4 separate regions of the Mus musculus genome follow, and regions 2, 3 and 4 are each linked to region 1. A link is a loop called in an ENCODE intact Hi-C map of the cell type or tissue named here. Cell type or tissue: heart. All regions are shown on one strand. Region 1 overlaps Gm36660 (a long non-coding RNA gene). Region 2 has its middle 33 kb from the start of Gm36834. Region 3 overlaps Gm51985 (a long non-coding RNA gene). Region 4 overlaps Rad51b (RAD51 paralog B).

Region 1 (8,000 bases):
TCCTCCTCCTCCTCCTCCTCCTCCTCCTCCTCCTCCTCCTCCTCCTCCGACTGCAAAGCATTCTGGGAAATTCAGGGTCTTCCATGGATAATTAGTGGGTGAAAATGGACTCCCCCCCACCCCCCGCATTTTCCTCATCTCTGAAATGGATGGTTGAACTGGATAACCTACTTCCAAGAAGGTATTACTCTTGCGTTCCAGGATTGTGTGAGCCAAAGGCTTGACACCTAGGCATGTGACAGTGTTCCAGGAGACCGTTCCCATCTTAAATGGCAATTTATTCCCCCATTCCTTCCCAGACCCTCTCTGAATTTTTTTTCCTTTTGAAACACCCCCTTGAACTTCCAGGTCCCAAATATTTCCAGCCTGTGAGATAAAACAGCCTCAGCCTCTGATTGTCACCAGATCAATGCAAACATTTTACTTTACTTTCTGAAAGAAAGGGGACTTTTCTTGGAGCACGACAGAAATGAAGTGTTGACAGGCAGGCTGCTGCAGGCTTGGACCACCTCAAACCACCTGGCCAGGGGCATTCTCCTCTTTGGCATCTCTATAAGGAAGGTAGAAACAATTCTAAGATTCCCTCATTTGATTTCTCCTTTTTCTATGTTTCTATCCTATTCCCAATCGGGGTGAGATCCACACTAATTCCTAATGTGTGTGTATGTGTGTAAACAAAGATGTGTTTGCAGCTGGGTACAGTGTACCTGCCTGCGATCCCAAGAAAGTGGCAGGATGAAGCAGAAAGATCATGAGCTGGAGGCCAGTCTGGGTGACTTCGACCCTCTCTCCAGATAAAAGTCAGAAGGGATAGAGTACCTCAGCCATGCTTGCTTGCCAAGGTGCTTCAGGGTCAGTCTCTAGTATAGGGAAGTATGACTTACTCAACCTGGGGAAACACTGTCCTATTTGACAGATCAGGAATGTGCCAGAATCTCAGTACTCATGATTCTGAAGGACATTTGACAAACTCTCACAATCTCAGGAGGAAGGATTGAGGCCTAGCCATGTCTTTGATAGCATCATGTCACATGCTGTCACTCTGACCTCAGGCAGGCTCCAGTTTTGATAACTAAACTTCTGTCTTCCTCAGGAGTCTGTAATGACCCTCCCTCTCCTCCCACCTCCCCACCCGGAATCTCTGTCCTTTCAGAAGAGATCCTTCTGGGTTCACCACAGGCGTACTCATGTCCTCTGCAGGAATGTCTGAGGCCTCTGGGCATTGCCATTAAAAAACAAAACAAAACAAAAACAACAACAACAAAATACCCCTGCATAGCCTGTCAGCCGGGCACCACCCCAACTGTGTCAGAAGCTATGGATTCCAAGAGATCTGGTAGGCTCCAGTGTTCCATGGCTGCTAGAAAATCTTGGACGTTCCCTTTTATTAAGAGGTGCCGTATAAGTTTCTCCAGGATGGTAAAGCTTTGCTCAGTAAAACATGCAGAAGGTGATGTTCTGTGACTTTTGGGTTTGGCTATATAAGACCCCACAGCTTCTGTCTGGCCCTCCTGGAATGCATGTGGGGAACCCAGATGCCATGCTACAAGAAGCGCGAGGCACTAGGACAGGCCACAAGCACTTCTTCAGTCCTGGGGGGTGGGGGGAAACCAAGTGTCAGAATCAAGGAGGTCTGAGACAGTGCATGAAGAAGTCTATTGGTAAGTCTAGATTCCAGTATTTTACCCTCCCCTGCTGACATGGTTGAGGGAGAGGGCTATCCCTTGTAGGGCCCTTTGTAAATTTCTGACTCTGAAATCTGTGAATAGGAGAAAATGAATGGGTTTGCTACAGCACCCGATTTGAGGTAGTTTATTGCATAGTCATTGATAATTGGAAAACTATTGTTCTTCGGCCATTAATACAAGCATGGATGGGATCAAATGTCAACTTCCAGGAGAGACATCTATAGTGCTCATTCCTCTGCAGCCCTCTAATGACAATGTAGAGGGTTCAACAACCACCACAACAAGAAGGACAACAGAAGAATTATTGGGAAATTGAGGGTGTTACAGACAGAGGTAGGGAAGCAGGGCACAGGTGGCAATGAGTTGGCTGGATGGTCAGAACCTAGGTTCTTCCACCTGCTGGCCCGGCTCTCCTGGCCTCTCATTCCATTCCTCAAGAGCTTCCATGCTATTGCTCCTGCTGTGTTCTCCAGGACACTCTGAGCGTCTCACACCAATGTTTCAAGTCTCTTGTTATCATTTGGTCCTCTCTGTAGGCTCAGTAATCCTTATTGGCGCAATTACATTTACAACCTAGCCATCATTGACCTCTCTTGAGGTCACTCCAAGCGTCTCTCCTAATTTTTAGGGCCCCTCTTTTATAACTAGAGGGGAAGCCCTAAGTACATAGAGACCAATGCTGTGCCTGTCTGATGCCTTTATTTGCCCTCTCTGCTCGGATTCCTGTTTATCAACCATCTGCATTTCTCATGTGTCCCTGTTATTTGTAGTTTATAGAACACCACCATGTCCTTTATCTCTAGCCATCAGTCCTCCTCAGTGATCTTGTTATTTCCACTGATTCAGGTGAAGCTGGGCCGGCTGTGGGCTTTATTTAGATCATCTTTATTATACCTGTGGGTAGATTTTGTAAGCAGGCCTTAGCACAGGTTGACTTGTGGGCTTCCTTTTTAAAAGGTCAGTGTGAAACGGGAAGTGTGACTAAGAGTCTTCTTCCATGAAACCTCATTTCATTAGCCAGAAAAGGCGTCTGTCGTTCCTCCCCCTCCCCCTGCACTTACTCATGGCCCAAATAGACACATTTCAATACAGCACATATTTCCCAAAACACTGGAACGTGCAGACTAAGTCTCATGTGTGCGGTGAGTAGTTAGTTAATCAGGTTTGCTCCGATTCTGTGGTCCCATTCTCACGACAGCTCCTGGAGCAGCCATCACACTCTATAGAATACAAAGACAAGCAGGTACCCGAGAGATCTGAGTTGAGCAGTGGGGACTACAGAGCCCAGGAGCTGGGGCAGCGGGCAGTGCTCATCTCTAGAAGGGCAGAACCAGAGTGGGAAATAGGGTCATCTGCTGATTCCCAGCTACAGATGCCAGATCGATCACATGTGTCGTCTTTGAGCATCCACAAGGGCCTCTGCATATTTCTTCTCTTGGGACAGTGGGGCCAAAATCCTAGGCAATTTCGTCTAGGATTCCTGATTGGGTGGGGCAGTCTCTGGGTGACAGTAGTTGCTGTCCTTGCACTTCCTGATGTGTAGCCTACCTTCCTTCCTTTCTTTCCTTTCTTCCATAAGATAGAATGCTAGTGCCCCATAGGGTTATTATGAAGTGAAATATAAATGAACACACACGAAATCCAGAGAGCAGCCTTCCTGCGCTGTGGCCCCATCAGTGCTAGCTATTATTATTCTGGTGGGTCGGTTAGCTTTCTTCCATGCTATTCAACTTGAAAAGGATCTGGCACTAGTCAAAGCCTTTGCTCTGAACATGGCACATTTAGGCTCCACCCTAGCCCTGGCCAGTCTCTCAACAGTCAGCTCTTTCTTTAGAGCTAAAAGAAATTATGGAGATGATCCAATGCGGAGTCAACACTTGTGTGTGTTTGTGTGGGGATAGGTTTTTTGTTTTGTTTTGTTTTTTTGTTTTTTGTTTATTTTAGTTATGATATGCAGCAGCATGCCCACCTCTGAGATGATCTATCTCAGAGCTGTGAGTAAAATCTACTCCCCATAGACTTTTTCAGTGTCTGTTCTGGCCACTGAAGCTCTTAACGGGAGTGTGGATGGAGGGTCAGGAGCCAGGGCTCCATCTGCTTGATCGCACGCATGGAGAGAGTATGAAATGTTGGGACTAGGGGCTACAGCCCAGTTCAAGTGTTCTGAGTGTCGGGTTGATTTCACCTTCCTCTCAATGCTTTTGTTGAGAAATTCCTCTGGTTTAGATGTGAACCCTAAAAGGCTCATGTACACTTCTGTGCTTTGTGTTGCTTCATTTTTTTTGCACAATAGTTTCCTGGGGGAAAAATGCAGCCTTGCCACAACAGAGAAAGGCTAGACTGCTGCAGGACAGGGTGGGGGTGGGGCTGTGGGTCAACAGGATCGGGTACTAGAGGGTGAACCGGAGATGTGGCTGCTGAGAGCAGGAGGAACCCAACAGGCCTGGGCTTCCCTGCTGTGTGCACCAATCTGTATTCTCCTAGGGCCAGGGTGAACCTCTGAGTTCTGTGTTAGACCCCAGCTGTCTTCATATCTGGATCAGAACTCTCCTTCCCGGAGAGGGGAGGAGGTGTTTCCCAGCACGGAGACAATCTTTGCACTATTGTCTCAGTGTGAGAGTAAGTTCTTTTCTCAAATGTTCTTGATCAATGGCCATGGTTGGCTGGCTTGGCTGCATACGTGGAAGCATTGATGGTTGCTTAGAAATGTATTCTACTCCTATAGGGGTCAGAATAATGTTTCAGTACCTTAAGGATCTGTACATAGAATTCGCCCCATCTTAAGATACATAGCAGAACTTTTGGTTTGTGAGAAAACCTTTGTATTGATTGCTACTGATGTGCAATGAAGTAAAATTCCTAAACAAAAAACTGGTTTTTAGAGGTTAAGCATTGACATGGGGTTGCTAGATATTTCTCACTTACCAATCTAGTATTTTGAAACAGGATGCCTTGGTCTCCCCAGTTTCTATTTTTATTCCAGAGTTGTTGTTTTTTTTGTGTGTGTGCAGATCTTGGAAGAAACAGCAGGGGGAGAAAAGCAGGTGTTGGCTTAGGGCCTTGAGCTGGGAAGATGGAGACCTTTGCAGCTTTCCACCCCCCACACCCACCCAACGTCTTCCGAGTTTGAGAAAAATGGCTCTCAGCAGCTTGAGCAGCCCTGGTTTTCTGTAGCCCCTTGCTCCTAGCTCCTGCTTGCTGGTTTCAGTGAAGATGTGCAGAGGTGGGAGTGTTCTCCCTGTAGGCCACACTGCTGCTCTTTCCCAATTAGTTCCCCCAGGGAACAAAGCCTTATTTCTTTCCTCTCTTAGTTCCCAGGCACTGTCTGGGGGTTGGGGTAAAACAGCCCCTTGGCAGCTCAGGGGTTAAAGAGAAAACACAGCAAGAGGGGGAAACAAGCCAGACAGCTGCAGCGGCTCCTCAGAGCCCACTCTAGGCTAAACAGAGGCCCCAGCAACTCCTTGGAGACTTGAACCCTGGGCGATGGAATTTTCCCTTGCGTGGAGGCTATTGTCCTCTGGAAAGGGCCAGGGCCAGAGAAGGGCCTGGGGAGCATGGATTCCCCCCGAAGTGGCAGCCAAGGAACTCCTGAGAGCCCAAGGGCTCTGTCTCACCCAGCTGGGCTTGGGTGAAAAAGCAACTGGGGTGCAATCCACCCCTCCTCCTTTGAAAAAAAGGGGGGCATTGTGAGGGGGTGTGTGTGCTCCAAAGGTCTGGGCACCAGTTGTTGCCCTACCCCTCAGCCCCAACCAGCCAGTCACTGGAACAGAATGAAAGGCTTGGTTCCCTTGGCAACCAAAGGGTCTATGGTTTTTCACAGAGTACAAGATGGGCTTGGGGGAAAGACAGGGAGGTGGAATTAGGGGTGGGGAATGGAGGAGGGGGCAGACAGGGAGGGGCAGCCTGTTTACTATAGATGTTTGAGTTTAACTCTCAAGGGACGCTTTTGTAGGTTCTGGCCTGGGAAATATAGGATACCCGGAGTGTGGTGAATGCTCTCAATGGCGGCTTAGTTCTGAGGCACCAAAAAGGTCCGTAACAGGAATGTGTGTGTGTGTGTGTGTGTGTGTGTGTGTGTGTGTGTGTGTGTGTGCACGTGCACAGGCCTCTTGTGGACCTCAGGAGCAGCATAGAGGAATCTCACCTTCAGAGGTAACTAAGCAGGCCCCTGTTGCAGTCGGAGCCCCTGAAGGTGCTGAGGGAAACTCAAGCGCATCAAGAGCTATTTGTGAGGCTGAGATTAGAACAGCAGGCGCCTGTCTCCTGGCCTGATCTCACTCGACCAGACAAAGCTATTTTTAATATCAGGCAGAAGAGTTGTTGAAATGTGGACAAAGAGCAGAACCTGGCTAACTTTGTCTCAAGCACCAGGCTTTGTGAGAGGGGCTTAAAAGCTGTCCACATGGTGGACACAAGCATGGAGGCTCAGTGAAAAGAAAAGATAAGGCCAGGAGACTTGGTCCCAGGACTTTGGGATGTGAGGTCCCAGCACGTCCATAGAAGTGAGAGGGAGGTACTGGGACTCTTGGTGTGATCCTCTCTGGGACCCTAACCTGTGGGGCTTTGACCTGGCACTGACAGACAAACCTTCTATAATGTCTCTGAAAGTGTAGTGTGACATCTTCCAAAGGAGACTGAGGGTGCATAATAAAGAGCATGCATGAGTGGTGTAAGTCAGCACACTATTTAGGAGTTTTAAAAATATGTACACATGCGTGCGCACGCGCGCACACACACACACACACACACACACACACACACACACACACACCAGGGGCTGGGGATGTAGCTCAGTAGGTGGAGTGCTTACCTAGCATGCAGGAAACCATGGGTTTGTTCTCTACCACCACACACACTGGGCTTGAATGGCACAAGCCTGTAATCCCAGTATTGTGGTGGTAGGAACATCACAGTTGGGCTATCCTTGACTCAGGGCCAGCCTGGGCTATATGAGAACTTGTCTTAAAAAGAAAATAAAAATCAAAGCCAAAAATCAACCTTCCTATTTTAGACAGACAGGTCTTAGAGACAATATATGGGACTCATGGCTGTTTCTGGAAGCTTCTGCTTCTATCAGAGGCCCTGAAAGTGGAGGTTGGGTGTGGGAGGTCACTGTGTTTTTCCTGAGAGGTGGCTGGGGCCATCACTCTGAAGTACTTCCTGTCACTCACCAGGTCAGGGTGGGTACCATCTGAAAGACACAATTTGAGGAAACCTAGAGGGTGGATTCTAAGATGAGGAAACACCTGGGTGGCAGGGTCCTGATAAGGAAGCAGTCCTGAGAGGCCACCGCAGCTGCTGTGTGTGTGTGTGTGTGTGTGTGTGTGTGTGTGTGTGTGAGTGAGATCTATGGCCAATCAGAAGTCAGCCTGCTTTAATGAGTGTCATTAAATAATAATAATCACAGGCACATCAAGGGCTCACATATCACCTAGTTAATGTACTAGTCTGTTTAGAAAACACAGAGAATGACATCCCAGGGGAAAGAAAATAACAGGAGGAGAAAGGTCATCTTGGCTCTTTCAAGTGCATAGGCCTCACGTCCCTTTTGTGTGCAGATGAGAAGTCTGGGTGGGTTAACTATCTTGAGCAAGATCGCACAGCTAAAGGTGGAGGAGAACTGGGCTTGGAATCCTTTCTGATTATCTTAGATCTGTACAACAGCCTATTGTCAATCACAGAGGGCTTTCAGATACGAAATCGCCCTTGCTCTTCCAAACTGCTTATTAAGGCGATGTATTATCCCATCCGCAGCCACAGCAGCTGAAGGTCACGGAGTGCAGATCACAAGACCCGTGTGTGGTAAAGCCCTGTCTGCTCTGGGGTTTGCTTCCTGCTTTCTGATTCTAGGTTCAGAGGCCCAAGAAGAATGGATTGTCCCCCAACTACTCATTTGTGTGTTTCAGGGCATTCAGCTAGCATTTGCTACGAACCTACCTCGAGCAAAGCATGGGGTTAGGCAAAACAGAGCCCACTCTCTGGCAATCAGGAGACATTTTCTGAATTCAGTGTGTTGACTCGTTAGGCTCACTCCCAGAAACTGTTATAATTTTAACCACGGGATAACCACATTAAGGAAAGTTCATCAGAAATGTTCCCCAGGTCACTTTTTACTCTTTAAAATTCACAGAGCAACTCAACAAACTTTGGCTGAACTCTTGATCTCCAAGAGGGACATTTTTCACACCTGGAGGCCAAGACTTCCTCTGGCTGTCCATATTTGCACACCAACCCCCAGGGCAGACTTGCAAGCCCGTCTCCCCCACTCCTCACAGTCCCTATTGTGAGGGCCCTCCCATGGACCAACATCCT
Region 2 (8,000 bases), 77 kb after region 1:
GCAGCATACTCTATTCTTGCTAATCTCTAGCACCTGGGCTATGTGTGGCCTTTGGACAAATTCATTAGTTGGTTAATAAATGATTGGGGTTAGATGTGGGTAAGAGATGATGGTGCCACTTGGCCCCTGCTTGTAGTGGGAAATGACTTCCCTCAGGAAAAAAGGAAAGAAGGAAGGAAGGAAAGAGAGAGAGAGAGGAGAGAGAGAGAGAGAGGGAGGGAGAGAAAGAGAGAGAGAGAGAGAGCACAAGCAAGCAGAAGCTTGGGGAGATTATGTTTGTCTTTCATCTGGAGCAAAGAGAACCAAACCAGGATGGGACTCAGGTTCCTTTCTGCATCTTTGGACCTGGCTGTTGAAAGTCCACTCCATGAGTGACTTCTGGTGTGGGCTAGAGTGCCCCTGGTGGGCTGAGGCTAGGAGGAGACTGTAAACAGAGAAACTGCAAGAGAGAGGGGACCTCTTGCCAGGATGGATGAGATCTGCCCATCTCCCCCTCCCCCTGGCCTGCCCTTTTCTCCGACCTGCACAGGTTTGCAGTTCATGCAGCGCTCTCTCCTGCTGTCCCTGCTATCAGATGATGAAAATGGAGATTGGCCTAGAAGAAAGAAAGAAGGCGCTTTCTTCCCCCTTCCTCGTCTATTTGAGCCCCCTTTCCTCCCCCATCACCATGTGTTCCTCAAACCTGGGCTCGGTCCAAGTCCTAAATGTGTTGGAAAGTGTATCCCTGAGCAGCTGTGAACCTGCTCGGGCTGCAGTGGCCGGGGGTGAATGAGAAACCAAGAGATAGGCTGCTAACAATGCAGCCTCTGTTCATGTATGGAGAGCAAGATCACAATCAACATCACACACACACACACTCACAGACACAGAAAGACACACAGAGACACGCACATAGAGACGCAGAGACACACACAGACACACAGATAGACAGACACACAGAGACACACAGACACACAGATACACACAGACACACACACAGACAGAGGCATGCACACACACACACACACACACACACACACACACACTCACAGACACAGAAAGACACACATAGACACACAGACACATGCACATAGAGACGCAGAGACACACACGGACACACATAGAGAGACACAGACACACAGAGACACACAGACACACACAAAGACACAGGCATGCACACACACACACGCATGCACCCACATTTGCCTCCTGATGTCCTCTACCCACAAATGACTGGCCCACCTGGCCAGCCTCTATCCGTGTAGCCTCTTCCCTAGCCTCTCCCTCTTCCACTTTAACTTAGCTGGGAAGGCTGGGAGAGAGTTGAAGGCTAAGGGCTTGCCTGCAGCCAAGTGGAGTAGCTTTGTCTCCTGACTTCCCACTGAGCTTGCAGACCATGAAAGACAGTTGGATGCACAGCCAAGGGGGCTTTGCTGGGGCCTGAGAAGGTTTTGGAAACCCTATTTGCAGGAAGCAGACATCCTGGAAAAAACCCTTGCAGGCAAGTTCTGAAGCAGGCCTGGTTGTGGAGTTGGCAGCTGCTCAAGGCCGTGGTGGAGTCAGGGGGCCTTTCCATCAGGCCTGATTACAACCACTCATGAGCCTTGCCAACTGGAGGCACTGCATGCCAAGTCCCCACGGGGGTCTGAACCACCCACCGAAACAGCCAGACCCACTGTAGCACACCCACTTAGGCTGGGAGCCGGAGCTCTCTTTATCACAAATATGTAAACTGAGGCCCAGAGCAAACCGCCTGCTAGAAGCTGGCCTAGTAGCTGGATTCTCTAACTAAGGCTCTCATAGGCGGGTTCTGGTGCCCTCCATTAGTCTGACTGTAAAGCAAGCAGGAGGCAAGATGAACATAAGTACTTCCCAGTAGAAACTGTCTCAGAGTCTGTTCTCCCTAGATAAGGCGGGTACAGCCAGGCTATAGAACAAGATCTTTGTTGAGACGGCTAACCACCAAGAGTCTATCAATCCTGAGGCACTGAGGTCTTTTCCAGCTTTTTTCTCTCTCGTCCCTCACACCCACTGAGCCTGAGTTCTGTAATGTCTGTCTCCAAACAATCCCTCAAATATTGTCTCCTACTACCTCAATTCAAGTATAAATGGCCTCTTTCTGAATTATCTCCACATATTTCCCACCTCCATGTCTGCGGATCAAAATTACACATGTTTTTCACATTCCTCAACTTAAGAGCGTTTCTTACCCTCAGGGTCACATCCTCACAGACACATCCTGGTCAAACATGGCCCACCCTAGTTCATCGTCTTTTATCAGATAGCTCATGTCAAGCGGCTGATCCATTCTGGGACACCGTAGTACCTTTGTTCATGCTGTGTCTTCCACTTGGGATATTCTCCCTCTAACACTGTCGCTATGTGGGAAATGTAGTCATCTTTCAGAACATGCATCAAGTGCCTTGGACTGTAGGGCGCCCGTGACAGCCTACCTCTGCTATTTATCACACTAGGTTAGAAGCTCAGAACCTGTGGTGACTTTGCCTTCGGGAGACCATAATTGTAGACATTTTTGCTCATCACAACTTGTGTGTGAATTACTAGCACTAGTGACTAGAGGGCAAGGATGCTGCTGAACTTACACAATTCATGGAGCAGTCTATCCTGAGGGTGTGTGTCCCCAGGTGTTAATTATGCTGAGCCCTGGAATAAGCCAATGGAATGTCCAATGTTTGGCCTAAAAGGATGTCCAATAGCTATTTATATACAAGGGAGTGATAGAACTGATGTAATAGTCATATATTCTCTTGCTATAGGACCGGTTCTCTTTGAGACCTTCAAAAGAAGGTCTTCAGTTCACTGTCACGCACAAGCACACTGAAAAAGATGGAATACAATATACATGTGTATAGAAAACTTTGCTTTTAGGGTACAAAAAGACCAATGTATCATTAGAGTGTAGCTCAGGTTGGGTGTGGTCACACATCACATCTTTTTAAAAGTAGGGGCCTTTGATAGAGCTTCAGGGAAATTGCTCCCATGCATCAGGAACCAAACCCTTATTAACTCAGAGGGAGTCAAGGCCCGAGTCCGCATCCTACATGGGATGTGGCCAACTTGGAGGCTGTACAGAGAGAATCATGAAAATGGTTAAACTCTGGACATCTCTTCTGATGAAGAAAGGCAAAAGGAATTGATATTACCTAACCCAAAGGAAGTGGGTTTCCAGTGTGCTCCAACCACTGTCATCCTGGAAGGAGACTGTCAAATGGAGACAGCCATCAGCCACTTTTTGGCATCAAGGACCCAAGAGGCAGAAATAGGCAAGGAAGTCCATGGGTTATGGACCAAGCAAGTACATGTGGGTTTGAGCACGCATCAGGGAAGCTGATTGGCAGGGGTCTTTGAGGGACCCCATGCCTCTCTTGACTCTTCCCTAGATTATATCCCTATCCTGCCGCTTGTACCATTAGAGAGCTGGGGATGGGGCTGTCAGGCTTTGGATTGTGATTCTAGAACTTTCCTTTGAACTGGAGAGTCAGGAAAGACTAATGACTCCGGGAGGCAGAGGGGAGGAATATCAGGGAGGGGGGAAAAAGGTGAGACAGAGGAGAAAGGCAGGCCAGAGCAAAGAAGCAGCTGGAACCTCATCAGGAAAATGTCGAGGCTGGCTGGCGAGCCAGCATCTGGAAAACAGACTGGGGGCTATATTTAGACTGCCATGACTTGCAATAATTTGTGTGAGGGGGGAAAAAGGAAAATGTGAAGTTGGCGTTGTCGTTTTTGGGGAGGGAATGAGTTATAAAAAAAAAAGGAGCGGCTGGAGTGGGCAAGCTGTACATGAGACCTTGGCCCCTGGCCTCCAGGAGGGGGTTGTTGAACAGCACGGCCTGTCAGGAGTGAGGGATGGTGTTTACTGAGCTTAATCCAGCTCATGCCCCAGCCTCAAACATGCCCTGTGCTCCCCACCAAGAATGTGGGGTGCATTCCTAGGTATGCCAGGCAGCTTGTCTCCCACAGCACCCAGATGCTTCCGGGATGGTGTGGGGTGCTCTCCTAGGAGAGAGAATCAGGCAGGGCTTTGGATGGGGGTCTGACTAGAGCAGCACTCTGTAAATTCTAAGAATGTGTATACATCGCAGAGGCCTTCCTCCAGCTGGATTATAAATAGAGGATTAGTTCAAAGGCAGGCAGCCTTTTAAAGAGACGGTGCCAAGCAAAGTCTGCAAACCAAATACAGTAAAACCTTCTTAAGCCCCTGTTGGTTGATTCCAAATAGCATATAAGTCAAAGTCACAGCATTTTCCTGGCTGACTTGGTGCCTAGCTGTCCTTTAGTATCCTTGGGGGTCTGCCTGAAGCAATGGTGAAGCCTCAGTCATCTAGGCCAGCACATGTCACTTTAGACGGCAGGACATCCCAGTTAGCTTGAAGTTTGTTCTCGTAAATTGCACGCTTATGAAATGCAATCATTTTTGGTCAAAGCTTTTCTTTAAAACTGTCATATAGGTAATAGATTTTAGTGTAGAATAGGTTGGGATTTTTCTTTTTGGAAAGGCTCTCTCTCTGTTGTTGCCCAGGCTGATAGAGGACTCATAAGCTCTAGCAATCGATCTTCCTGCCTCAACTTCCTGATTAGATAGGACTACAGATATGTACCATCATATCTAGCTAGGATGTTTTTATTTTAATTTAATATTTTAAAACTCTGCTTATGGTCGAATTTATAAGTATTAGTTAGTAGAATGTTATTCCAGTCACACCGAGCCTTCAGATGTGTGTATTTATGTTCTTTTGGGGGTTCATAGGTCTTTTTTACATTAAAAATATTTACTTACTTTAAAATTATGTGTATATGTGTGCATCTAGATGAGAGTATGTACATGAGACTGTGGGTAAGAGAGGAAGCGAGAATTCGGATTCCCTTGAAGCTGGAGTTAGAGGCAGTTGTGACCTACCCAATGTGGGTGTGGTGAATTGAACCTAGATCTTCCAGAAGAGCAGTGTATGGCTTATCTTTAGTCTTTTTAAAAACAAGTGTCTTATCTCTTCTTTTGTAAACCAGCAGGAAAATGGTATATTCCCTGCAGCAACCTCACAACCCGTCTTTTTCTTAGCTAATTTTCTTCCTTTAGTCTGTTCTGGACTGAGAAACCATCTATGCAAACTTATTAAATTTCTATGTGACCAAAAGGGTACCAATACAACATGAGTAAGGGATCCAAAGTTCCCCATTCCACAGGACTCAACCAGTCAGTCTTAAAGGGCCACAGACCACTCAGCCCTCCAGGGACACAGTTGCTTTGGTTGTATGATTCTCTAAACAGTCCAGTATGGGTTTAGGTGGATTCATCTGGCTGCTTAGACACCTCTTGGCTCATCTCCAAGCTCTGGTCTTATTTTAGATAGTGAGGTATGTGGGGAGCTATGTTCTGGATAGAGGAAGCTTTCTTCCGACTTTACGTCTATATTCATCAAAACTGTGAGTTTGAAGTCATTGAGGTTTTATTTGTTTTTTTTTTCCTCCTAAACTTAATCATGTCAGTGGTAAAGGTACTGAGTTGCAAATTGGCTTATAAGAAAAGATAGAAACTGGATATTCATAGGCTAAGCCAACACAGAGGGGCTGGGAGGTAGGTGTGTGTGTGTGTGTCCCCTCTAGTAAGTTATGATCAGAATCAGTGCTTTATATAGTCCCCAACCAGCCAACCTCCCATCAGCCAAGACCAGACATTTTGAATGGAGAAATCTGACTAGTCAGAGGAATCACTATACTCAATACCAGAATTTCTAAGCCTTCCTAATGCTGCAACCCTTTAATACAATTCCTCATGTTGTTCTGACCCCTGGTCATAAAGTTATTTTCGTTGATACTTCATAACTATAATTTTGCTACCATTATGAATCATAATATAAATATCTGATATATAGGATATCTGGTATTCAACCCCCAAAGGGGTCGAGACCCACAGGTTGAGAACCACACTGCTCTCTGCGCTCCAAGGCTAAGAAACAAAGAAATGACTCTCAGAAGCCCTGCTGCCCAGCCCCAGCCTGAGGCAACTCCATTAGCCTGCCTCAAAGAGGCAGGAATCTCACAGGATTTCAGAGGTTGTCCTGAGAGGGGCTCTTCCAACCGGTTTCTGTATAAAAGTTCAGGCTTACTTTGTTCTCATATATTGTCCTGTTAAGACACTGGCCTCTTTGCTGAAGGTGTCCGTCATTGGCTGGTCTACTCACATACTGACCCAACTTGTTCTAAGAAATTACATAGTCATGACCTCGGGCACATGCCTCTCCTCCCTTCCTCACATATGATTGGGTCAGGACACCTGAGGGTGACCCTTTCTTTGGCTAGCTGGCAATTATCAGTGATTGATGTGGCTTGACACTGAAAACTAAGCGAGGGTAAAAGAGTCTGCTCAGGGGAATCTAGAGTTAATTGGAAAGCATGGGCCAGGGGGCCACAGACACAGCGACTAGGAAGATAGGCAGAGGATGGAGTGCGGTTCGTCTCAGAGCTGACTTTACAGTGAAGTGGCAGCTGGCAGTGAGGCACTGAGAACAGAGGTTCAGGGAGGGACACTTGTGGGAACCAGAGCTGAGTCCCTGCAGTTTGTCTTTCCCTTTGAGTCGCACTTAAACTCATGTTCCCAGCCCTGAAAGACTCAGTTGGCTTGAGTGGACCTCTGTTCTACTGCAACAAGACTGCCATGTTCTCTATAAAGTAGTTTCTGTAACCCTTGGAACTCAAAGCTAGAGCCATCCAAACACGTCCTTTTCTAGCCTAAGGAGTTATTCATTTATTTTGTTTTTAACATTTTCCTCCAAGGACCCCTCTTACCGAGGCTTTAATTTTTGTGCTGTTGATCTCTGATCTACAAGTCCAGCACCTTCGTGTTTCACTCTGATGCCTGGTGCTAAGGTTGCCCTGGATACCACCAGGACTGACTTTGGTGCCCTGTATCCCTGGCCATCAGTCCTAGGGCCGTGTTCTGCTTAGTCTTCTAATGATAGGGCTGCCTGCTGACTGACACACAGATCTGCTTCTTCCCTAATCTGATATTCCCCAGAGGGGCATCACTGTCAGCAAATGTCAGCGCAGGAAGGGGCTTGGCTGTCAACTAGGCCAACCCTGTCATTTTAGCAATGAGGAACCTGAGTCCCAGAGAGACTACACAACTTACTCAAGGTCAAACAAAGCTGAGCAACTCGTCGGGCACCCTGCGTATTCTCCCTCTGAATGCTCTTTGCAGCCTCCACCCACGCCCCCCCCCCCACACACTTTTTTTTCCTAGCTTAACCTCACTGATTTAAAGTGTTCTTCTGACCTCAGAGGGCATTTTGAATTGTGTGTATTCAAATTCAGACACTTATTGTTGATTTTCCAGGGTTGATAGAAATGATCATGCAAGCTCGGAAAGCTGAGGCAGGAGGATTACCTGAGTTAAGAATGTTTGGGATTAGTCTAGGAAGCAAAGACACACCAGATCTCTTAAAACCAAACAGAAAGAAGTAATGTGCAGTTATTTCTCAGAATCTAGAGTATGCCTAAGGTAGGATGAAGCCACAGGTGAAGTACTTTATTAGATATATAAGTGAATCACATTGGAGCCTCATTGTATCGCTGCTATAACCATGCACAGAGAGACTAAATGATATAATAAAAGAAAATGAATTTCATCTTGTTTTGTTGTTTTTTTTTTTAAAAAGATTTATTTATTTATTATATGTGAGTACACTGTAGCTGTCTTCAGACACACCAGAAGAGGGCATCAGATCCCATTACAGATGGTTGTGAGCCATGTGGTTGCTGGGACTCATGAACTTTGAAACTCATGAACTCATGAACTTTGGAAGAGCAGTCGGTGCTCTTAACTGCTGAGCCATCTCTCCTGCATCTCACTATATAGACAAGACTGGCCTTAAATTCACAGAGATTCACTTGGCTCCACCTCCCCAGTGCTGGGATTAAAGGCATGCACTACCATGGCCAACTTGGATCTTTTCTTTTGCTATTTGTTTTGTTTTTTTTCTTTTCTTTTCTTTCTTTCTTTTTCT
Region 3 (8,000 bases), 150 kb after region 1:
ATGCTGCGACCCTTTAATGCAGTCCCTCATGCTGTGGTGACCCCAACTATAACATTATTTTTGTTGCCACTTCATAACTGTAATTTTGCTACTGTTACAGATCTGTGTTTCCCAATGGTCTCAGGTTGTGACCCCCACAGGTTGAGGACTGCTGCTCTATGAGGATACAGGCCGTGCCTTATAGAGGAGCAGGGTGAGCTTTCTGAGTGATTGAGGGAACCTGGGAAAGCCTGAGGTCTGAACCGATGTCGACCATGTGCTCTGTCTTCTGAGCTCAGGCCTGAAACTTCTTTTCAGGCCCCAAAGCCTCTTGCTCTGTTTAGTTCTGTTCTTCCCCCTCTGCTGCTGCTACACACAAGCCAAACTGCAGTGGACTCTAGAGTAGGTAGAGGCAAGGGGTGGACATTGCAGTGGGGCTTCTCAGACTTCTAAGTAAATGAAATACTTTCCAGAATATCCGGGAGACTGATAGGGAGGCGATACAAAACAAAGGAACAAAACCGGGGGGGGGGATGGAGAGAGAAAGAGAGAGAGAGAGAGAGAGAGAGAGAGAGAGAGAGAGAGAGAGAGAGAGAGGAGGGAGAGAGGGAGAGAGGGAGAGGAGGGAGAGGAGAGCTGGGCCCTCGCCAGAGGCATTTCTCTGTATATTGATTCCCTTCCGTTTTCTTTTCCAGAATGCTTTGACAGTGGGGCAGCTGCCATTGTAAGAAACAGTGGGGAATGGAGATTGAGGTAGCCTGCTCTGTGCAGGCTGACTTGCAAGTTCCTGGCACGTTTGACAACCATACAAATAAGAAGCCATACAAATAAGGTTGAATAAAAAAACAGAATACCTAGTGGCATTTGGATTTCAGATGTGTTAGGTATCATAGGTCTCTCTCTCTCTCTCTCTCTCTCTCTCTCTCTCTCACACACACACACACACACACACGAGTATACTCATACTAAAACATATACAATGGAAGATATTTATACTAGAAAACTACATTGTTATCTGAGATTGTTTTTTAATTTTTGTGACATCTATAGGTCCTGCTCTCAAAGTTAAACACCTTGGGTTGGTGTTCCCGTGTATGGTCAAGGAGAAGCCAGGGCAGTGGGTACTCCTTTAATCCAGACCTACACTGAGTTGTGAGCAGCAGGAATAGAGGCCTCCTTGAGCTGTCTCAGTTCACTGCCTGTGAAGTGAAGAAGGCTTTCCTTAACCTGTGCCGACAGGGCCTCTTTATTTGAGGTGGCAGGGGGATAGCGGGGGTGGAATGGGTCTGGCCGTTTAGAATCAGCTAGACAGGAGACTTGTGGGAGGCTCACAAATAACTTGTTTTCAGGCTCTTGAATTTCTGAGGCGAGTAAAGCCATATGTCACAGGGAAGTTGGTGGTAGCCTCACCAACAGGGAGAGTCGGGAGCGCTGACATCAGGAGCCAGCCACCCTGAGACCTACTTCTGTATTTTCCTCTTCCAGAACGATGGAAGGGGCCATGGGGGAGGCTACTAAATCTGAGAGGGTGCGGCCAAGAGAGTTATTTGATCTAGGGGAGCAGTCAGGGCCATGGGTTCAGTTTAGAAGTGAGAAGGCAGATACCATATAAAGCTAATGGGCAGCAGGGGTGAAGCTAGAGAGGTGATCAGAAGCTGGGGTGCTGCACTCCCCCCTCCCCCCACCACTGATGAGCAGCACTGAAGACCATGCTCAGGGGTCAGGGTGAGTTTGGTGGCCCCAGCACAGGCTGGCTCCTTTCAGGCACAGACTTTCTAAGAAAGAAACATCTAAGAACAGGCTCCAAGATGCACTGACAACTGCTCTCCTTCCCTGAGTGAGAGAATCAGAGTGATGGGCAGATATTGGTGCTCTTTCACAGTAAGAAGTTCATAATTGAGGTTTTCCAGGATTACTGGTACAGAGCTTCTAAAACTAATGATAATAGACAGGCTGTAGGGATGTAGGGAGCGTCATGATGGATGCTGATAGCCAGAAAGTCCAAGAGGATGACCTGTGGTTTGAGTTGAAGTGCCCCCAACAGGCTCATGTTTTGAAAGCAAGGCACCATTTTGAAAGCTGTGAGGCTGCTGGAGGATGGGACCTGGATGGCAGAAGTGGGTCACTGGGTCAGGCCTTTGAAGGTTAGTTTAAGCTTTTGGTTCTCTGTGTGCCCTGTCTACTTTCTGGTCTGTACCATAAGAAGAAGCTGCTGATCTCTGATCCTGCAATCCCACTGACAGAGCTGCCACTCCTTCATTGTCACGACTGACTGAAATCCCTCTGAAGCCAGGAGCAGAAATAAGTCTTTCTTCTTTTGTTCTGGTGAGGCAGTTTAGCTACCATGAGAAGAAAAATAATACAGTGTGGTTAAAAGGTGGGAATTTATGCTCAACCCTTCCCCTCCAGGGTCAAGGGAGGGACTGAAAATTGAGTTAACTGATAGGAAGTAATTTAAACAATTGTGCTTATTTCTATGATGTCTCCATAAACCCCGAGTGATAAAGGTCGGGGAGACTATAGAGTAACACAATGAAGTGCTAGGGGGCTGCTGGCATCTCGAGATTCTCATCTGAGGTGGGAAGAATCTGTGGTCTGGAGCCCTTAAACCTGTGGCATCTGTTGGGAATTCTGAGCAGTGTGCGTCAGGATTTGACACTCCATTTCCAGGTGGAGCCAGGCATAGTGGAGCTTGCTTTCAATCTTGGAACTTGAGAGATGGAGGAAGGCAGGTCTCTGTGAGTTCACAGCCGGTCTGGTCTACATAGTGAGTTCCAGGACAGCCAAAGCTGCCTAGTGAGACCCAGTTGTGAGAGAATGAATGAATCAATTTTAAACAAAAAGAAGAAGACTTCTAGTTGGTGTACTCCAGAGAGTTTGAAAGTTGGTTGGGGTGAAGGGACACCTGCATTTGGGGTCAAGTGTTCTGAATAAAAACTTGCCTTAGGCATCTAAGGTTCCACATTGGGAAGCAGCCAATATAGGAGGCTATCTGATTGGTAAAAGCAAGGTTGAGGAAGGATATAAGTGAAAGACATAAGTGGCAATGGAAATGATCCTTTGTTGGTGAGCAGTTAGGACCCAGAGGGGAGGAAGTGATCAAGCGGTGTCTGGAGAAGTGGATCCTAAGACTCTGAACCCGCTTAGGTGGGGGACTATTGTAGAGAAGGGCACAGGCATATGAGACATGAGAGGGCAGAAAGGATCCGTGCAGTAGAAGGCTAAGGAAGCTAATCAGAAAGACATGGCCTCAGCTCCCCAAGCCACCAGTCACAAAGGCAGCTCACTCACTGTGCCTGCCTGAGAGGGTGGTGCAGAAGGCAGGTCCCGTGGTTTGTGCCCAAGATCAAGGGTAGCGTGGCGATGACTAACCACAATGTTACTTTGTTTAAAAATTTAAAAGATTTCATTTTTATTTACCTATGCATGTGTGTCTGTCAGGGACCATACACATAAGCATGCAGATGGCCGTGGAGACCAGAAGGGGGCACAGGACTCTCTTGAGCTGGATTTAAAGGCAGTTGTGAGCCACCCTAGATGAGTGCTGGGTACAGAAGTCAGGTGTTTTGAGAGAAGCAACACGCAGACTTGAGTGCTATGTGATCTCTTTAGACCTCTTTTTTTTTTTTTTCTTTTAAGGTAAAAATCAGGAGAATGGGGAATGAAAATCACACTCACTTCACATTTCATCGCTAGACTGCAGGGGAAAGAGAAGGTTTGTCTTTGTTCGCCACCTTTGTAGCTGGCCTTTGCTGCAGTGTGGGCCCTCCTTTGTTCCAGTCTTTATTCCTCTGCTTTTACCCTGATCCCTAGATAGGAGAGAAAGAAGACTGGAGGGGAGATTTTACCCTGATCCCTAGATAGGAGAGAAAGAAGACTGGAGGGGAGAAAGGAGTTAGGAAAGTCCCTGAATCTAATTAACTTTCCTTTTGTTTCTTCTTTGACCATGGCTACTAACGAACCACAACCAACCTCCCTAAATGACCCTCCCTGTGTTTCTCGGTGTCCTAGCATTTATAGACCCTCTGAGAAGCTCCCAGAATTCCAAGCGTCACACAATCCCGGAAACTATCTGCAGCTGGCAAAACCACACCTCTGCGAGAGCACGAGGCGAATCGTAGTGAGTGGCTTCGAACAGTGCGAAGCAGCCCCACATCCCAACACCTGGGATTAAAACAAAAGCGCACATTTTTATAATATTTCTGTGTCTTTTAAAGAAACCAAAATGGTCAAAGTTGTCACTATACCTTTTCAAGGCTGGGCCTTCATCTTCAAAATGATAGGTATCAAAGAGAAAAATCACAGGACAAGGAGGGGTTAGGAGCTTTGTTGCTGTTACCCTGTGGAGGAGGCCACAGGTACATGGCGACCGATCTGTATCCCCCCTCTCTTTCCTCATCCATTGTGTCTCCTCGAGGGTTATTGTAAATACAGAGATCAGCTAGGCTCTGCTTCTATGCTAAAGGTCAAGGCTAGAAAATACTTGGAACCAAAATGAAAATCCTGCTTCCCTCCCATAACTCTTGTCAGCTTGCTAAGCATTTCTGTTTACACAAGTTCTGGAGTGAGCATTGGTCTCTCAGGCTCTGACAAGACCCTGGCCTTCTAAGCTTGCTTTCCAGGGAATCTCAGCAAACCACAAAAAGAATCTCTCTGTTTCTTCCTTCTTTACTCAGTTGTTTTTTTTTTTTTTTAAATACAAGACAATTAACTGTTTCTCTCGATGTTGAAATGTTTTCTCTTGCAGATGCCCCAGCAGCAGAAAGCTTAGCTGGGAACACAGGCTCTGGGACGAGAAGAGGCACACCCAGCCGGGCTCACTTCTGACCCTTTGCTGAACTCAGTCTTGCCCCTGCCCAGATTAAGGGCTAAGCCAGTCCTCATCGTCAGCACAGCAGTATCGAGAGGAAGACTGCGGCTGCTCTAATTGCTATGAAGTCTCTTGCCCTCAAAACCCTGAAGCACCAAAGCCTGAATCCTTCCCGCGAAACACTGACCTCTCTCTCTCGGGCCCAGTCATGCCCACTGCCCAAGTGCAGCAGCCGGGGAGAGCAGAGATTGTTCTCATCATCGCCAAGGGCCGTGGAGAAGAGGATGCTAGGAGACTTGCCTATGAATGAGGGCTTCTATCTCACATGTCCTCAGCCTTCTCATGTTGGCCTTGACTTTCCATCCTCAGTCTTGTGGTTGGCTGAAATGTGGGCATGTGGGTGGTAGGCAAGGACAGGTGCCCTTCTTTCTCTTTCAGATCGTTCCCCCTGCTTGGCTGGGCTGCTTCTGTGTTCCCTGGAGATGACAGCTAGGAACCTGGCCACCAGCTTCTGTTGTTCCCTGGGTTCCTTTTGGGCTTGGCCAGTGTGAGACAAGGGCAGGACATCAGAAGTTGAGAGAGCATCTCTTCCCCATTGCTGCCTTTGCTGCCATGTTTTGTCCCTGACAGGAGCTATGCCCCTCCATTCTGTGGCTCTCCCAGGTGACATCCTGTAGGGTCTCAGCTCTCAATATAGACCAGCCACATTATTTCTTCCCTTGGCTCCTCTGGGCTCCAGGATGACAGCATCTCCCTGCTATTACCAGTTCCCAGGGGGAGTTGGGGGTGGGGCCTCAGCATTCCTGACACCTCCCAATGATCTATAAACTATTCCTCTACTGACACTTGGAAAAGAATTCCGTTTCTTGCAGAGACCTCATTTGTTTTATCTTTCTATTAAATTGGGAGGTTTTGGGTTTTTTTTGTTAAAAACAAAAAACAAAACAAACCTGTCCTCCAGTACTGCTGCCTCAGTTCTTTGGGCAGCTCCAAATAGGAAGATGCCGCTAAAGAGCTTGGCTCAGTGCTGGGCACATAACAGAGAGAGGTACAGTGTATCAGCTAACCTACTGCTATCCTTGGCCTCCTTTTTTAGAGAAATAGTCATTCCAGAGAATTTTCTTGGAAGCTGAGGTTATCAGTGAACTTATTAACGTGGCCAGAAAACCAAAGACATTGTGTCCCCTCCTTTGTTTGTTTGTTAGTTTGTTTTTTGAATGTCAGAGTAGATTGGGTTAAGCAATCTTCACTTTCTCCCTGTATCTCTTTACCTTCGGCCCATTTTCCCAGCATTTTCCCCTCCCTCCCCACCTCCCCCCAACACACACCTGAGACAAACCCTGGCTAAATCACTGGGCTTCCCTGGCCCAGGAGGTCTTGGTCCACCATGGTTTTTAGCCTGTGGGTCATAATCCTTTTTTTGGGGGGGTTGCATATCAGATATTTACACTAGGATTCATAACAGTAGCCAGATTAGTTATAAAGTAGAAAGAAAAATGATGTTATGGTTGGGGTTGCCACAACATGAGGAACTGTATTAAAGGCCACGGCATTAGGAAGGCTGAGAACCGCTGCTCTTGGGCCTGGAGCAGGTGCTGCAATGCTGCCACCACACACACAGAAACAGTCTACCCTTTGTTGTAGTGATGACCGAGGGACTCATGCCCAGGCCTGCTACTGTTGCCATTAGTTCTGTCTCCTGGCTCCTGAGCAGGACCAGTAGGATCACCATGGAGCTCCGAATGTCTTTCAGTGGCTGGAGTGAAGCCCTGGGTGCCCTGTATGGTCAGAAAGCAGGAACAGTGACATGTAGAGGCTGGAGAAGGTTTGAGGACTGAGAGGGCTGTGTAGCCAGCAGCATTGTTACCAACTTACTTAAAGTTTCAGAGCGTTAGTCCACTAATATTATGATGGGGAATGTGCATGGCAGCATGCAGGCAGACAGTGCTGGAGAAGGAGCTGAGAGTTCTACATCCCGATCCATAGGCAGCAGGAAGAGAAAGTCACTGGGCCTGGCTTAGACTTTTAAAACCTCAAAGCCTACCCCCAATGACACACTTCCTCCAACTAGGCCACACTTACTCCAATATGACCACACCTCCTAATCCTTCCCAAGTAGTGTCACTCTCTGATGACTAAGCATTCAACCATATGAACCTTATTCAAGCCATCACATCAGAGAAGGCATGTTGGCAGCAGCATGAGACAGCTGGCTATGTTGTATTCAGGTGGAAAAGCAGAGAGGTGAAATTGGTCCTCTACTAACCTCCTCCTTCATATGCAATGGAACACCCCAGTCTATGGAATGGCTATGGCTAAACTGGCAGTGGTCTTTCCCACCTCAGTTCAATCTCTATGGAAATGCTCCCACAGACAGGCCTAGAGGTTTGTTTTGTAGGTGATTCTGAATCCCATTAAGCTAGCAATCATGCTTATCTATCACAGTAATGCAGAGAGTATTTAGGTAGGGACATTAGCAAAGGTGGGTGTTTTGAGTGACAGTGAACACATCCCCAAGGGTATGGTAGGTGAGGAGCCTAGGGCAATCCAGGCAGATGGAAAATAGTGAACAAGGACACTGAATTGGGAGCCTGCTTTACAACAGTAAAGAGTTCCACCATGTGCCTGAGTAGAGGCAGGGAGAGGGGTGTCGGGAGGTGAAGGCAGAGGAGGAGCAGGACTGGCTCACAGGGCTTAAGATCACTGTAGCCTCTGGCTTCCGGTGTGTAAGATGATTCTTGTTGGGGAGGGGACAGCTTTGGAACAAGAAGAGGTGTGCTGGGGTATGCTCAGTCACCCTGGATGGTAAGAACAGATTTAAATAGTACAGAACAGAACAGGACATAATCCAGGTTGGCACTGGGTTTGAGTTCATACTCCATATATGACCTGGAGTATGCAAATCTCTTTGCTTCTGTGTCCTCACCGTTAAAGTGAGTCCACAGAGCTCCACATAGGCTGAGTGATTGTGTGCACAGAACCTGGCCCATCACAGTGCTATGTTGTTCCTGCTGTTGTTGCTACATCAGAGGCGACTGGAAGCTGAGCCGTCAATGCCATAAGGGGCATCAAGATTGAAGTCATCGTGGTAAGAATGATGGCTCAGGCCTGTAATCCAATGCTTGGGGGAAGGGAGGGGGGCAGAGGCAGAAAGATCAGAATTGCAAGGTTAACTTCAGCTATATATCGGTTCAAGGCCAGCCTGGACTGT
Region 4 (8,000 bases), 450 kb after region 1:
AAGACCTACACTTGAGTTTCACTATACATTACTTCCAAGAAAATCAGAACCAAGCTACTCTCAAAATCTACAGAGCCAAAATGCAATTTTAGAATATCACTGTCTTACTGTTTTGGGTTTCTGCTGCCTGCTGCAGGTACACTCCTGGAGCTGTGGTATTAGAAAGGAATTTGAGCCTCTTCCCTTTTGTAGAAACTACAGCAATCCTTTAGAAACAAGAGCTTCATAAAAATGAATGGGTACGCTATAACAGGCATTCCTTTAAAATCTCAATAAACCCAGGTAGTTCCTTTTGTACTTTGCTGGCTATGAAGGTTTATCTTCATTTGCATGACTAATAAAATGGCTGGGTAGGAGCTGTACCTAATGCCAACAGATATTGCAAAATGGAGACTTTTTACATATATCTGTTAGCATGCCAGACCTAAGCAACACTATTCTCTCGCAAAAGCGGTACTTCTTACTTTTTAAATGGCTGGTTTGGACAAGGATAACACACACACACACACACACACACACACACACACACACACACACACACACAAAACTAAACTGAAAAAAAAATCAGTTGGGGCAGTGGATAAGGATGTTGAACCTGTTAAGACATGGAGACAAGTGAATCAATTTGTGAGCCTCTAGGGACAAATGTGACATTTGCAAGGTACTGAAAAGAATGCAGCCCATGAAGGGCTGACTCTTTTCTGAAAATTGTTCCCTTTATTTGCTTTCTGAAACACAAGAGTCAAAGGGACAACTCCTCCACATTCCTTTAAAAGCTTTAACAGGTTTCAAGTTATTTACCAGCATCTAAAATAGCAAAAGGACTGGGCCTGGTCCCTTCTCCAGCTCCACTCCCGTCTAGGAAAACAAGTTTGACACTTTTACCTTATGCTTTTAAGAAGGAATTTTAAGAAGGCTCCTGAAGGTGCTTGGACTGAAGGGAGCACCATAGTAAGCGAGACCTTACAGGGATGGTAAGTCCAGAACAAAATGTGGTTTGGAGGAAAAAAGTTCCTTCTCCAAAAGTGTACAGAAGCCGAACTGCTCCTCCCGCCCCCAACCCTGGCTCTGTCAAATAAGAATCAAGGACTTGTCCATGACTCCTAACAGCAGGGACTTGACAACTGGTCAAAGTCAACTGTATTTGCCCGGCATTTCCCTTTCCTCTGGAAGGCTTTTTCCCCTAATTAATAGAAGTTATGAGTCTGTGCTAGAGAGCTCAATAAACTGACACTCAAGAGTAGTCATTGGCTTTTTTATGCTAAAAAAAAAAAATCAAGGCAAGCTGACCTCTAACAGCTCATGCCTACTCCAGTGAAGTGCTGGGATCCCAGGATGCAGTCCTGTGCTGGGGCAGCCATTGTGTTTCTCCCACATTACTTCCCCCTGCAAACGCCTCCAGACCCCCAGCTCTACTCTCTATTTTGTTCCCTCTTTCTCTTTCTCTTCTCTTCTCTTCTCTTCTCTTCTCTTCTCTTCTCTTCTCTTCTCTTCTCTTCTCTTCTCTTCTCTTTCCTCTCCTCTCCCTCTCCCTCTCCCTCTCCCTCTCCCTCTCCCTCTCCCTCTCCCTCTCCCTCTCCTCTCCCTCTCCCTCTCCCTCTCCTCTCCTCTCCTCTCCCCTCCCCTCCCCTCCCCTCCCCTCCCCTCCCCTCCCCTCTCCTCTCCTCTCCTCTCCCCTCCCTCCCCTCCCTCTTTCTTTCTTTCTTTCTTTCTTTCTTTCTTTCTTTCTTTCTTTCTTTCTTTCTTTCTTTCTTCCTTCCTTCCTTCCTTTCTTCCTTCCTTCCTTCCTTTCTTTCTTCCTTTTAACTGTTAGATCCCAATCCCTGAAGTCCCTGTCCTGAGCTGTCACTCAGAAGTAACTATGGGGCCTTCAGTGAATTAGTGCTGGTGTCCTAAGGCTGTGAACAGGCCTGGGCAACACTCAGAAGGCCTGTTCCTGGAGGACTCATGGGGTGGGAGGTAGGGAGCCTATTTTGAGTGTGTTTTTTCTTCCTGTGGAGAAAAATACTAAGGCCGCCATCACTGTGCTGTTCAGTGTGGAATTACAGAGGCCAAGAACTCTGTAGTATTTGAAAACATTTCATTAAAGGAACTGACTGAATTCTGGTTTGTTTCCCTGAAAATGTAAGCTATGGAGCAGACATTGTAGTAAGAAAACTACACCCCTTGACACAGAAGCAAATATAGAAACAAGCTGTGACTCATTTTCACCATCCCTCCAGTCCCAAGACTTTAAAGCATGATCCACAGAATGAAGCCCCCCCCCCCCCCGTAAAGACCCACTACACATTTACTGTGGTTCCAAGGGCAAAGGAAACCAATTAATTGGAAAAGTGTGAAGATAAAGACCTTCCAGGGGGAGGGAAGGGAGGTGGAATAAAAGAAAGGACCGACAAGAGCAAAAATATCATAAATTAATCATTCAAAATGGGTGCAAAATACTAGAGTGGGGCAAAGCCAAGCTGTTGTTTAGTCCCTGCCCAGGGCTAATCTACACAGCACTCTAGAAGGCTCAAGAGCAGCTATTAGAGGAAACAATAAAGAAGCCCCTCCCCCTGGAAATTTGATCTCTGCTTTGGAATTTTTATGACATTTCTTTCTTAGGGAAGGAGAAGGTCTCACCACCCTCTTCCAGCTTCAAAGCCTGCAATTAATATCCTTGGCCTGCTTTATGTACGTTGTTTGAGGTATTCTCAAAAGTCATATTGCTGAATTTAATGAAAGTCCATTAGGCAACTGAATCAGCAGAACACTTGGGCCTTCATCTACAGAACTATCCTGTAGACGAGTCACCTTGGTCACATTCACGAGGCCCTTCAGTGTCACCAACGCTGTATGTGCAAAATTAGGATTTTATCAGGACTCTTAGCTGAAAACCAAAAAATGCTTTGGGTTCCCCAGTTGGGAAATGGTAGGTCGTGATGTAAGAATATGTACAAAGTGATTTTGGTTCTTGTACAAAGACACTTGGTTCTTGGTATTACGCAACAAGTGAGTTCCTGAAAAGTTGCGACTTACACAGTCTATTTTTTTTTTTTTTTAATTCTCATCGATGGAGTCACTTACAATCCACATCAGGAACTCACTACTCACTGTTTAATGAAATCTGATTGTGGTTTCAGCTGTGAGGAAAGAATGCTTTGTAATTAAAACGAAATCTTTCTGTTTGATCAATTTTCTACATTCAGACTTGTTTTTTTTTTTTTTAACTGAAGTCTCAAGGTGGGTACTGTCAGGGTGCTATCCTCAGTTGGTACACAATGTTTTGTTTTAATGGTGTTTCTTCTTTCTTAGAAAAAAAAAAAAAATCCAAAGATCCAGAGAAGTATTTCTGTAACCGGAGTTCATGCTCTCTACAACATGAAAGGACACAACTTGTACTGGTGCTTTATTTAGCTTACTGTGGCCTGCGGCCTGTGGCCTGCGAGGCATCCAGGGTAGCAGACCCCAGTACACTATTAGGTAAGAAAACAAGAACAAAAACTGGAAGCCATGTCTCACCCACCTACGGCAGCTCTGCCAGTCTAGCTACACAGCAGAATCAAGATGGCGCCATGCCAGCAAAACAAAAATCTGCCTTCTGTTGTTGTTTGGTTTGTTTGCTTGTTTTTGTGATCTTCAGCGTATCTGAGTTAGTGGGGACAGTGAGTGATCGTAGGGTAATGGCTTACTATGATCTTCAGGCTCAGTCTGCTGTCCCTCTGAGAAATATCTAATGAACTCAAGGGAAGGTCTTACCTTCAGACACCCATGACCCAAATGACATGCCAAGGCAAGAGTGCCAGCACCACTGTGTGCTCCCATCACAATCTGCCCTTCGAGGCAGCTGCTGGCAGGCAGTGTCTGCCCTCTACTACCAGAATGCAATGGGGCAGAAAAATTAAACTGCAAGTGGGCTGAGGGAATAAAGGGAGAAGGAAACTTAAAGGCAGTATCTTGGAAGCATATGTTTCAGACTCACTGCGGGCAGTTCCCTGTCAAGCAGAGATCAGCCAGGTTGGTTAGCCTAATCTCCCCAAGCCACAGATGGTCTAGGCCTCCTCATTCCTGTCCCTGGGACCACAGCCAGTGGTGTGGCCACCCTGCCACCTAGCGTTCAGTGTGAAAACAAGCAGCACGTCTTGACAATGCATGCTGGGTTTCAAGAAGAGCCAGAAAAGGGAGCCAAGAACTTTGCTAAATTCCCTATCCCTTGTTCCCTTGTTTGTTTTTGTTTTAAATGAAGGTTATTCAACGCTGGCAGCCTAGTGAGACACTGCCAATAACCCCAGCAGCCCCTCACATCTGAAGGGGAAGCAAAGAGTACTGGGTCTGAAGTGAAGGCGCGGAGGAGAAGGCCCATTCCCTCCACATATGGTAAATGGTGTGGCTACGGCAGCACTGTCTCGGGCAGGGCAGGAAAAGTGTAGCCGTTGCAGGAGAAGATGAGGAAAAGGGACTGCTTTTTAAAACATCATTTTAGCAACACGCATGGTGGGGCAATGAGATAAGCCGTGGGCTTGGCCTGCACGCCTGGGCGTGAGCCCCGCTCAGCAGCTTCCTAGCAGTGTGGTTGGGTCACACACAGCTTCCAGCTTCAGTTCTGTTTCTGGAAAACAGCTGTACTTAGATGTGTCTTTCCTACTTCCACAAAACTGCCTTGAGGGTCTGCTCGAACAAAATGTATGCGGGGGCACTTTGAGCAAAAATTCTGTGGGCTAGAATTAGAACATAGGTTAAAATTAGAGTGTTCCAAATACATTTCTTTAAAATTATGCTTCATCCAGGATAACGAGCCCACCTTGACAAGCCACTTCAATGTCTTACATATTCACAATATTTTTTTTTCAAGACAGGGTTTCTCTGTGTAGCTCTGGCTGTCCTAGAACTTTCTCTGTAGGCCAGGCTGGCCTCAAACTCACAGAAATCTGCCTGCCTCTGCCTTTAATCTGCTGGGATTAAAGGTGTACCACCACTGCCTGGCCCACAAAATTTCTTAAAGCAACAGGACTGAATTCCCTTCTTCTGGACAGAGCTCACATTGTGATGACAAGCCAGGCATGAGGAGGCAGGGCTTTTCTTTGCTGTTCCTGAACTAACTTTCTGTGTAACTTCAAGCAAAGCCACTTCGCTGTCCTCAGTTGCAGTTTGTAAATACACAGATAAGTCAGCTGTAGACTGAACAGCCACCTCCTGCCACTTCTAAGATAAAAAGATGGCTTGCTTCTGATACCCACTCTTCCCCTTACACGAAACAGTCTTGAGGATCCAGTAGGATTTCTTTGGAAACTTAAGCTCATCACAAACCAATACAATGCAATTTTTCCAGAAAAATCCTAAAAGCTGTATGCTAGAAAAGACAGTCTTGGGAAGAAAAAGGTGGCCACTGAAGTATGAATGTGTTCGTATCCATATCAGAACATCCCAGGCTGCTCACAAATGGCTGTGGCCTGAAACAGCTCACCAAGCTACCCACCTGAGCTTCCACACTGACCACGAACGTCATTGCTTCCACATAGCTCTGAAAATACTGTCTGTTCTTTTTTTAGTAATGCTTTTAAACAATGTCAAGAAAAGAATTTTCCTTATCCAGATTTCTTCTCTGCCTACAAATGTCAACAGGACTTAGGAAGACAGTAATGAGAGCCCACTGACGTGAACTGCAGACAAGAGTCACACTGAAGCGCCATCAAGCCTGGAACATGACCATGACTGCCAGGGCAGGACGCGACTCACAGCCACCTCAGGCTCGTGAGCTTTTCCTCTATGGAGGGTGACCTGCTTTGAACATCTCAGCTTGTCCATCCTTTGGGAGAATGCCAGGAGTTAGCTTTGCCTGGTATCCCTGGGTGTCGTGTTGTGTACACTACACAAGCACACTGGTCCCAGAGGATCTAGCCCTCTCCTTTCTCCCCTCTGCTAGACCATCCACTTTCTAAGACAAACAGATTTTTCTCTAGTCTTTTCTAGAGGCCACGAAGACAGGGCTAGCCAAGGTTTGTGTCAATCTTCCTCCACTAGCCAAACAGCAGAAAGGCTCACTGGGATGCTACACTGCTTTAGCTCCATCAAGTCACTATCTGCCCAGGGAGGCGGGGCCCTTTGGGCGCTCCTGCAATAGAACCTTTTCCTGGAGGAAGTTCAGGGCTATACTTGCCCCAGACCAAATACACATGAAACTTTAAACTCTACAGAGCTTTTTAAAATGAGGGGCCTTGCCTCTCTGTGGCTTACAATAACACCGAAGGCTTGTTGTATCTCATTCATTTTGGCTGTTTTCCAGAGCAGCTGAGAAACTGAAAACAAGCCCACTGCTGCCCAGCCACTTCTCTTCTCACACAGCTCCTCCCTCCCCCATCCCTGTCACACAGGACTCTTCCTGACACACAGACAGGACGTCAGGTATATTCTGGGAAGAGTATACAGGTGAAAAATCACCTTGGCCTCAGTGCTCGGAGTTCAATACCAGTCTGGAACAGTCATCCTTTGCCCAAGTCAGACTGTGAAATTAGACTCCTATTCAACACCTGAGGCAAGAATTTGCCTTTTAGATATATGTATCTAAGATCATAAGTGTTCCTGGAGACATCTCTCCCTCCACTTCTATACTCCTTAGCATCTCCATCCTTTTGGATGACAGTAGAAAGCAAGATTTGTGGGGACCTTTGGTGGAAAGTTGATTTGGGAGTAGGGTTCATAATACCATGCACTTGGTAGAAATGAAATTGGCAGGCTCTGTGCAGGACTCCAGGGCCCCTATGCAAGGCACTATTGCTGTGTATTGATTACAGTTCTGATCAACCAGAGCTGCAGATTGATTGGCTTCAGTGTTTACATCAGCTCCAGGTTCCCACATGGGTGAAGAGAAACAGACATTCAGTGTTAAGAGCTACTATCTGGCTTGTTTGGTTTTGTGTTCAGTGCTGTGGGCTAAACATATGCTAAGCAACTGCTCTATCTCTAGCCCAGACTGCCACGACTGTCTGGGAAGTACTAAGTTTCTAGCTACCTTAGTTCGCTGGACTAGATGATGAATGGAAGACTGGGCCCAGCTGGCCTGGAGCGGGCAGAAGGGACGAGAACACAGGTCATCGGTTTACCTAGGTGCTTTTTTGCCTTAGTCTCAATAGACACATCCAGCCCTTTGCATGAGGGCGTTCTCTGACTCCTTCAGCCACAGAAAAGATCATGAGCCTTTCATAAGATACCCATTCATCTATCCCAATGTCCGGAGACTACTTTCTTTGTGCAGTATGCTGATTAATTGCCAAGGCAACACCTGTGCATCCCCTTTCCATATGGGAAGCATTCTAGGAAACCCATGTACAAGACTGTGCAGAGATCACCCACCCAGTGGCTTGGAATGCAGTGTGACCAAAGGCATTTCCAGAGACCTCACAGGGTACAATGGCCATGCATGGGTGGATTTACTGGCTGGATTAGACAAACCAACCGCAACCTTTCCATCTTTTGTTTAGAATCCTTCCAGTAGATTGGCCTTGTTACTAATATTGATGCCAAGACTAGCAATTGCTTACAACAAAGAATTGCTGTTAACCCCTACTCCCTGCTTCATTCACCCTAATTATTCCCTAACAATACAACGGCTTCAAAAAGCTTCCAACTGTCCAGCATACACTCTGGGCTGTAGGAATCACTGAACACAGCGGTCTGTCAAGAAAAGACAATACCAAGGCAGCTTCTGTTTGCAAATTTGTTCATCTCAGAGATAATAACAGGAAAAAGTTCAGCAGGGAGAAAGGAAGTCTTGCCCGGCAGATCTTCTGGTTGTTCACCCATTCTGTATCTGTTCCAAGTTCTTGGGTATATTCTTCACCACTCCCAAATACAGGAAAAAGGCTAGATTCTCTAGGAAACATATTTTCTACGTATTTGATGAATTCTCATTGTTATCTAAATCAGACTTCATTGATGATTCTGGTTGAGACCATTTCTGTTTTCTGAGGTTGGGTATCTTATTGTAAAGTAGAGAGAGAAGTAGGCACTGGACTAGCTCGTGG

Evidence for each region. A loop is a pair of places that touch in the nucleus more often than their neighbours do. Peaks named below come from ENCODE experiments on the same cell type or tissue, not always from the same donor. Only the 100,000 strongest peaks of a DNase experiment are listed, where the experiment ranks them.
Region 2: it touches region 1 in a loop (1.9-fold over the local background); 4 of 42 quality-filtered maps call a loop at or near these places.
Region 3: a loop joins it to region 1, with 1.9 times the contacts of the local background. A loop is called at or near these places in 2 of 42 quality-filtered maps.
Region 4: a loop joins it to region 1, with 5 times the contacts of the local background. A loop is called at or near these places in 2 of 42 quality-filtered maps.

Annotation. Positions count from the first base shown.
Region 1 is chr12:80,059,963-80,067,962 of GRCm38, reverse strand. All of the region lies in intron 3 of Gm36660 (a long non-coding RNA gene), which reads left to right. Among named protein-coding and RNA genes, the nearest start is that of Gm36660, 22 kb to the left of the region's middle. RefSeq lists an enhancer at 2,853-7,998. In heart, a CTCF peak has its summit at 4,728; DNase peaks (open chromatin) are centred at 5,142, 5,992, 6,902, 7,412 and 1 weaker place; H3K27ac peaks cover 5,541 bases.
Region 2 is chr12:79,982,504-79,990,503 of GRCm38, reverse strand. No RefSeq gene overlaps it. Among named protein-coding and RNA genes, the nearest start is that of Gm36834, 33 kb to the left of the region's middle. In heart, no CTCF peak of the experiment used is centred here; DNase peaks (open chromatin) are centred at 1,503, 3,593 and 5,303; H3K27ac peaks cover 6,148 bases.
Region 3 is chr12:79,914,650-79,922,649 of GRCm38, reverse strand. All of the region lies in intron 1 of Gm51985 (a long non-coding RNA gene), which reads right to left. 9430078K24Rik (RIKEN cDNA 9430078K24 gene) reads left to right here. Exons shown (of 4, transcript NR_131074.1): 3 at 3,619-3,694; 4 at 4,727-5,631. Among named protein-coding and RNA genes, the nearest start is that of Gm51985, 8.2 kb to the right of the region's middle. In heart, a CTCF peak has its summit at 3,461 (motif pointing right); no DNase peak of the experiment used is centred here; H3K27ac peaks cover 3,494 bases.
Region 4 is chr12:79,608,960-79,616,959 of GRCm38, reverse strand. All of the region lies in intron 7 of Rad51b (RAD51 paralog B), which reads right to left. Among named protein-coding and RNA genes, the nearest start is that of Gm36048, 190 kb to the left of the region's middle. In heart, a CTCF peak has its summit at 4,093; DNase peaks (open chromatin) are centred at 4,089 and 4,439; H3K27ac peaks cover 4,978 bases.